2 separate regions of the Mus musculus genome follow, and region 1 is linked to region 2. Evidence: chromatin loops called from intact Hi-C (ENCODE). Cell type or tissue: left cerebral cortex. All regions are shown on one strand.

Region 1 (4,000 bases), 140 kb before region 2:
CCCACAGTCCCCACAGACCCAGGGAAGCACACAACCCCTGGCTGTTAGTGGAAGCTTGGAAGAGAGGAAGTGGGAAGGAAGAGAGAAGGAAACAGACCTTGCCGGAGCTGCCTGGGGTCCGCAGTTTATAGCTTCACCCACAGACTCCAGCAACTGGCCTCATTCTGCACTGAGGGCTTCTTCTGAGGGCAGCTGGTGTTTGCCAAAAATAACTGCCAGGTCAGAATTGCTTTCCACTCAGAGGTGGGGAGACGGAAAGTTCCAGAAGCCCCCTATGTAATGGAGCCTTTCACGGCTGGCCCAACAGACTCTGGAAAACAGTCAACAACCGACCAACTGTTTAGAAAGTACTAAAGGAGCTCCTTCAAGAGAGCAAAAGCTGGAATGGCGCATGCACGACGTTATCCATGCATCTGTGTGGATCCAGAAGCCGCGACCATGGAGCGGCCATCTCTGGATGTACTGTCACAGGTGGACACGGCTACCTCTGAAGCGCAGATAGAATTTCGTCCCCAAGCTGGGGAAATGGCTCAGTAGTGAAAGGCTTATCATGCAAGCATGAAGATATGTGTTCTTAGAGCCCACTTCAAAGCTAAGCATGCATAGCAGTACATACCTGTAATTCCAGAACGCCTATGGCAAGATGTGTGGCTGAGGCAGGAGAGTATCGGGAAGCTCAAGGGCCAGTTATCTTGGTGTTCACAATGGCAGATCACAGGAAACCCTGCTGTCAAACAAGGTAGAACCCAAAGTTGTCCTCTGACCTTCACATGTGTGCTATAGCACACATGCACCATGGCTTGTGTGGACCAGAATTCACAAAGAACTACTTGCATGCGGGGTGTGTGTGTGTGTGTGTGTGTGTGCACACATATATCACTATATAAATATGTGTTTATGTGTACACATACATGTATATGTTAGTGGGGTAAAAGTAACAAAGCGGGAACACAGGGGGATTTTGCGACCCCACAGGAAAAACAACATTAACTGGCCAGACCACCCAGTGCTCCCAGGGACTAGACCACCAACCAAGGAGTGTAGAGAGGGATCCATGGCTCCAGATACATATGTAGCAGAGGATGGCCTTATCTGGCATCAGTTGGAGGAGAGGCCCTTGGTCCTGTGGAGGCTTGGTGCCCCAGCGTAGGGGGAGGCTGGAGTGGTGGGGCAGGAGTGGATGGGTGGGCAGGTGGGGGAGCACCCTCATAGAGACAAAGGGGAGGGAGGAAAGGGCAGATGTGGGAGGGGGGGTTGAGGAGGGGTAATGGGGAAGTGGGATATCATTTGAAATGCAAACAAATGCAAAGATTAATTTAAAAATAATAAAAAAGAAAAAAGAAACAAAGTGGAATTGTGGGACATTGGCATTTTTTTAAAAAACATTGGGTGAGGGTTTTTTTTAAAAAAATATTTATTTATTATATGTAAGTACACTGTAGCTGTCTTCAGACACACCAGTCAGATCTCCTTAAGGATGGTTGTGAGCCACCATGTGGTTGCTGGGACTTGAACTCAGGACCTTCAGAAGAGAAGTCGGGTGCTCTTACCCGCTGAGCCATCTTACCAGCCCGACATTGGCATTTTTAATAATTAATTAGTTATTGTGTGTTTGTGCAGAGGGAGGTAAGTGTGTGAAGGAGTTCAGAGAATGGCTTCAAGGTGTTAGATCTTTACTTCCCTCCCGCGGTCAGCAGGCTTGGCGGTGGGTGCAGTTACCAGCTGAGCCATCTTGCCCATACCTTGGTGGGACCTTTGAGAGATGTCTGGGGGTGACAAGATGAGGGCTCAGTTCTAGCAAGTCATCTGACCATGGATTAGTGGCTCTGGGTCCCTGTTCATTCAAATGTCTGTCCTTATAAAACTCGCTGGTAGTCTGGTAGGAGCTAGCCTGCTGTTCCTAGGGCAGACAGCAGGGGGCAGACCATCTCAGGCGCAGGGGTCCCCTGTGCCTGTGGAGCTCCAGCGTGTGATGGAGCGCCTCCAGGTTCTCTTGCGCAGTGCTTCTCTCCATAGCCCCTCAGGCCTACTCGGAAGTCTTCACTCTCCAGCACGTTTGTATTTCTGAACTGCCATCTTTCAGCACCCTATCTTCAGCTGTCTGGGAACCAGATCCAACTGGCTCCAGGCTGAGAGCCTTCGGTGTAGGCAGTGAAAGAGCGGGTCATTGTGCTTCTTTACTCAGGTTTGTGCCTTCACCTTCAGAAGCATTTTTTTTTTAAATAAGCATTTTGGCAAATGCTGGGCTTTTGTTCGTGGTACTTAGTGGTTGGGATGACCCAGCTGCCGCTATCTTAGCAACATTAACAATGCTCATGGATAGCCTGGCGTAGTGGCGCACACCTTTAATCCCAGCACTCGGGAGGCGAAGGCAGGCAGATTTCTGATTTTGAGGCCAGCCTGGTCTACAAAGTGAGTTCCAGGACAGCCAGGACTACACAGAGAAACCCTGTCTCGAAAAACAAAAAACAAAACAATGCTCATGGGTGACTGAGAACCCCCTGATACCCACTTTCTCTCCTCACTGGCAGACCCTGCTGAGCCCCCACTCCTACCGGACCCTCTGAAGATCAAAGGAGTAGGCACACAGTAACACGTATTGGGTTGTTATGCAATTTGATCAGAATAGTCTGAAGGGATGTTGGAAGAATTGATACAGGCAATATAAATCAGCAAGAGATGCAGGGAAAGTCGGAAAGGGGCAGTTGCCATGGAAACAAGGGGAGGGAGCATTACAATCTACGGTATGTCACAGCGTGCTTTCTCAGTCCCAAGAAAGTGTAAAATTCCTCCATGAGAGTTGGTTGGCAGGGAGCATTGGCGAATTCAAGCACCTTTGAAAAGCCGGGTGGAGAGGGTAAGAGTGGGGCCCTGGTACAACACTTCAGTCTTTCAGCTTCCGGCTCATTACTGAACAAAAGGTGGATCTGTCTGCCAGCTTGCAAAGTATGAGCTCACATTTTACAGATGAGGGACCTGAGGGAACAGTGACACTAAGCAGAGTCTCCATCAGTGGCTGTCCACCGGGAGGCAGAGCTGGGGTTCAGCCCCAGGTGGTCTAGGTCAGGAATGAGGTGGAAACACAATGTGCCCAAAGCTAGCTGGCTGCCTGTCACTTACTGCCCTAGTTTGCTCTTTTGTTGCTGTGATAAAATGCTGACTAAAACTAACGGGGAGGAAAGGCTTACTTCAACTTACACTCGCAGGTAACAATCGGTTACCGAGTGACGTCAGCACAGGGACCTACAGACAGGAACTGAAGCAGAGACTGTAGAGCGATGGCTCTCTGTGGTTGGAGGTCACCATAACATGAGGAACTAACTATGTTACAGGGTTGCAGCCTTAGGAAGGTTGAGAACCTGCGCCATAAGGAACGCTGTTTACTGACTTCCTTACACAAGAGCTGCCAGCCCAGGGATGGCACCTCCCACAGTGGGCCGGGCCATCCGACATCAATCATTTGTCTGGGCACTGCCCCACTGACAAACCCACAGACCAGTCTGAACAGGGCAGTTCCTCAGTGGTCCTCTCGCTCCCCACGTGACTCTAGTTTGTGTCCACTTGACAAGAAACACTAACCAGCAATTCCCCAGTGTGGTGGTTTGAATGAAAATGACCCCCAATAGGCTCATGGGGAGTGGCACTATTCGGAGGTGTGGCCTTGCTGAAGTGGGCGTGGCCTTGTTTGGCGGAAGTGTGTCACTGTGCGGGCAGGTTTTGAGATTTCCTATGTATGTGCAAGCTACAACCAGTCAGTCTCCTTCTGCTGCCTTTGGATCAAGATGCAGAACCCTGAGCTCCTCCAGCACCATGCTTGCCAGAACACTGCCATGCTCCCCATGATAAGGGATTGAACTTCTGAAACCAGAAGCCAGCCCCAATTCAATGTTTTCCTTTATAAGAATTGAATTGGTCATGGTGTCTCTTCACAGCAATGAAACCCAAACTAAGACACCCAGGGCAGGGATTGGGGTGAGGCGGAAGTGTGACCCTCAGCCCA
Region 2 (4,000 bases):
ACAAGAGAGAGAAGCAGAAGTCATATCTTCCTGGTCTTCATCACAAAGAAGGGACTAAGAAGAGGGACTAGGGTAGACTTGGGTTTAGAAATGGAGAACATGCTATGATAGAATAGACACTGCGTAGTGGGTGTTCCTGGTTGTCAGCTTGACTATATCTGGAATGAACTACAATCCAGAATTGGAGGGGTCACCTGTGATCCAGATCTTGAGGCTGGAAGACACCACAAGCTTCTGACATGGATCTTGGCATAGGGACCTTGAGACATAGTGACCGTGAAAAGCTTTGGCCCAGGCAAGGTAGTATACGCCTTTAATCGGGAGACTAAGGCAAGGAGATCTTTGAGTTCAAGGTCAGCCTGAGACAAAGCAAGTTCCAGATCCAGGTGTGGTAGTATACACTTAACCTGGGCCACACCTCCTGCTGGAGGCCTATATCAGAACACTTTTGGAAGAAGTAAGACTCACTCTTCTTTACCTGCTTGCACTTACTGGCCAGCACATCTGTCGGAACCTACTTCTTTAGGACCCACTTCCAGCTTCTATTGCAGACCAGCTGAAACAACCAGCCTTGTGGGACTGAGCAACTGCTAGATTCTTGGCCATCCCATCCACAGCTGTCCGTCGTTGGGTTAGTTGGACCATAGGCTATAAGTCATCACAATAATTTCCCTTAATATAAAGAAACTAAGTTCTGCAACTCTAGAGAACCCTGACTAATACACAGTGATGGCTATTCTTGGTTGTCACCTTGACTACATCTGGATTTAACTGAAACCCAAGCATCTGGTTATACCTTTGAGGGACTTTTCTTGATCTTTTGAGGTGGGACAATACACTTTACATCTGAACCATATTTCCTGATAGCCTATATAAAAGACATGGAAGAAGGAAGGGCTTGCCTTGCTACCACTGGCAAGTCCATCCCCTCACTGGTTTGAGACTCCAGCATCTACTGAAGACCAGCAGAGGCATCCAGCCTCATGGACTGGACAACTACTGGATTCTTGTTTTTAACCAATGTTGGACTAGCCTATAAGCTACTCTCATAAATCCCATAAATATATATGGTACTTGTCTGTCTGTCTGTTTATCCATCTATCTTTTGAGTTTTGTTCCTCAAAAGAACCCAACTAATACAAATACTAGTGGCGTATGCTCAGTTCCTCAGAAGGCACGGTCAAGGTCAGGGTCAGGGGGAGGGTCAGGGTAAGGGGGAAGGTCAGGGGCAGGGATAGATCTTGAGTTTAAGCCCAACTTGGACTATATAGTGAAACAGTTCAAAAAAAACCAAACAAACTGACCAAACAAAAATTTTAGAATATTAACCTTTTTAGGTCTTTATATGTATAAATTGCAATGAGCCATAGTAGTTAATATTATTTCTGTTATAAAGAAACTGGAGAGATGGCTCAGCGGTTAAAAGCACTGAATGCTCTTCCAGAGGTCCTGAGTTCAATTTCCAGCAACCACATGGTGGCTTATGACCATCTGTAATGGGATCTGATGCCCTCTTCTGGTGTGTCTGGAGACAGTGACAGTGCACTCATATACATAAAATAGATAAATCTTTAATTTTTTTTAAAAGGAAATAACAGAGTGGTAAATCTGGCTAGTAAGAAGGGGTCCTGGGCCCACAGGTGGTGGTGGTTCACTCCTTTAGTCCCAGCATTGGGGAGGCAGAGGTAGGCAGAACTGTGAGTTTGAGGCTAGCCTGGTCTACAGAGTGAAATCCAGGACAGCCAGGGCTACACAGAGACATCCTGCCTTGGAACAAACAAACAAACAAACAAACAAACAAAACCAAAACAAGAGAAGAAGGGAGAGGAAGAGGAGGGTGTCCTAGAATTTGGTAGATTCAGGTGGTGGTGCTCCTAACTCCTCTTGAAATAACCGAGAAAGACTCATTTGTTCTTGCTTCCTTATTTACCTGAGAAATATTTATTTATTCTAGACACAGCGGGATATCAATAAATAACATATTTCAATCTTTCTGTATACTTTATGCACATACTTATATGGAATATACACCCAAACACCTTTTTTTCTTTTTTTGAGATACAGTCCGATTATGTAGCCCAGGCTGGACGTGAACACACACACTAGGGAGCCCAAGATGGTCTGGAATTTCCAATCTTCCTGTTTGTGTCTCCCCAGTCATGGGTTTAAAAGGCATAAGCCACAACACCAGGGCCTTCTATAATTATTACTACTACAGTTTCTGTTTCTTCAGACAGGGTTTCTCTGTGTAGCCTTGGTGTACTGGAACTCACTCTGTAGACCAGGCTGGCCTTGAGATTTGCCTCCCTTGTCTTGGAATTAAAGGCGTGCACCTGCCTGACCCAGCCATACTATTATTTCTAAAGACAGGGTCTTAATGTATCTCTGGCTGACCTAGAACTTTCAGTCTTGCTTACTTATCCTTGTTAAGTCCTAGGACAATAATTTTCCATCTATCTGGGTGCAGGTATCCTGCAGTACTTTGCAGTGGCTGGCCATGCAGGACATTTTGGATCACCACCACAAGGGAGAATGGTAGCCAAGGGACATTTGATCCAGATTTCAGTGAGGCCGACAGGGAAGGCCTTAAATGCACAGAGGCCATGAGTTTTTGCAGCCCAGTGTTATCTGGTTGGGAAATGAGCACTTTAGGTAGTAAGCCAACTTGGTAGGGCAGACCTAACACCAGAACACAGCACCAGGGTACAGGGTGGAAGTCGGCTGGGACAGCCTACCTGTTAAACTTGGAGGAAGGGGATGGTGTGCTAAAATGAAAAACTAACATCTTTGTTCACTGTGACTTGAGAGGGAACGCTGTGTGCCTGAGGTGGCTTGGAGGGATACCTAGAAAACATTAGGTGCCTAAAGCATTCTGGAAAGTAGCTCAGGTGTAGATCCCCTCCGGGGCTGAACTCAGGCGGGCGAGACGCTGGTTAGTGGGGAAGGAGGAGCTGGAAGGAGAAAGAAGCCAGAGCAAGCCTTTCCGCGTGGAGCTCTGGATGAGAACGCCGGCCTCTCGGACGCCCTGAAGAGCGAACATCCAGAGCCCGCCCGCGCGCTTTTACGGACCGCGCGCCTTGCTCAGAGGCTCCGGGGCGGGGCCGGGGGCGGACCGGGGCGTGGCCTCGGGCGCGGGCGTCGCGGAGGGAGGGTGTCACGTAGAGGGAAGCGGCCCGCGGCGGAGGGAGGGGAGGCCGAGTCCTGGAAGTGGAGCTCCGCGCTGGGACTGGTTCCTTCGCAGCCATTTTCTGTCCAACCAAACAGCCGATTGGAGACGGGAGCCAACCAGGGCTGCATTGGAGGTTTGTGTCTCGCTTCGGCCAATGATCGCTCCTAAACCGACTCCACTTTAGCTCGAATGAAATGTCCGTCTCCTCCCGGCGCCGTCCCCGCCGCCAACGCCGCGGCGGTCGGGGGCACTCGCAGTCCGCAGTCTTCGGGCGGGCCGGGCCTCCGGGCGAGGCCGCTGTGCTTCGGGCCGGGCCGGGCCGGGCCGGGCGCGGGGCGGCGGGCGCTTTGTGCGCGGGGCCGCGAGCCGCGGTCGGGCTGGGCCGGGCGGCTGCGGGGCTCTCGCGGCGGCAGCCCCGGGCCGGCTCCATTTTGTCCGGGGAGCCGGCGGGCGGGGAACGCTGCGCCCCGGAGCGGCCGCTTTGTCTCCCGCATCCCGCCGGCGGCGGGCGTTGGGCACGGGCGGCGGGGGGATGCGCTCCGCGGGGCCGCCCGGGCACCTGCGAGCCGAGGCGGCGGGTCCCTGCGAGGAACGAGCGGCCTGGCGGGCCCCCGGCCCGCTCCGCGCCTACAGCATGCAGCCATCTGGCGCCTGGCTCGCCCCGGACTTGCCCCGAAGGTGGGAAGGGAGCCTTGGAGGTTGCACGGAGGTTTCAGTCACCCGTGCTGGGGGGGCGGGAGGGTCTGCGAGAACAAAGAATTTACGGAGCACCCGCAGATCCTTTCATGCCTAAAGTCTAGAAGAGGGCTGTTTGATGTAGACAAGGTTAGG

What was found. A loop is a pair of places that touch in the nucleus more often than their neighbours do. Peaks named below come from ENCODE experiments on the same cell type or tissue, not always from the same donor. Only the 100,000 strongest peaks of a DNase experiment are listed, where the experiment ranks them.
Region 1: it touches region 2 in a loop (3-fold over the local background); 1 of 42 quality-filtered maps calls a loop at or near these places.

Annotation. Positions count from the first base shown.
Region 1 is chr10:82,899,576-82,903,575 of GRCm38, reverse strand. No RefSeq gene overlaps it. Among named protein-coding and RNA genes, the nearest start is that of Gm33781, 33 kb to the left of the region's middle. In left cerebral cortex, a CTCF peak has its summit at 1,915 (motif pointing right); DNase peaks (open chromatin) are centred at 1,919 and 2,733.
Region 2 is chr10:82,763,306-82,767,305 of GRCm38, reverse strand. Nfyb (nuclear transcription factor-Y beta) reads left to right here and starts at 3,165. Exons shown (of 8, transcript NM_010914.2): 1 at 3,165-3,302. It also overlaps a transcript of Hcfc2 not described here. In left cerebral cortex, a CTCF peak has its summit at 1,529 (motif pointing left); a DNase peak (open chromatin) is centred at 3,223; H3K4me3 peaks cover 1,346 bases; H3K27ac peaks cover 883 bases.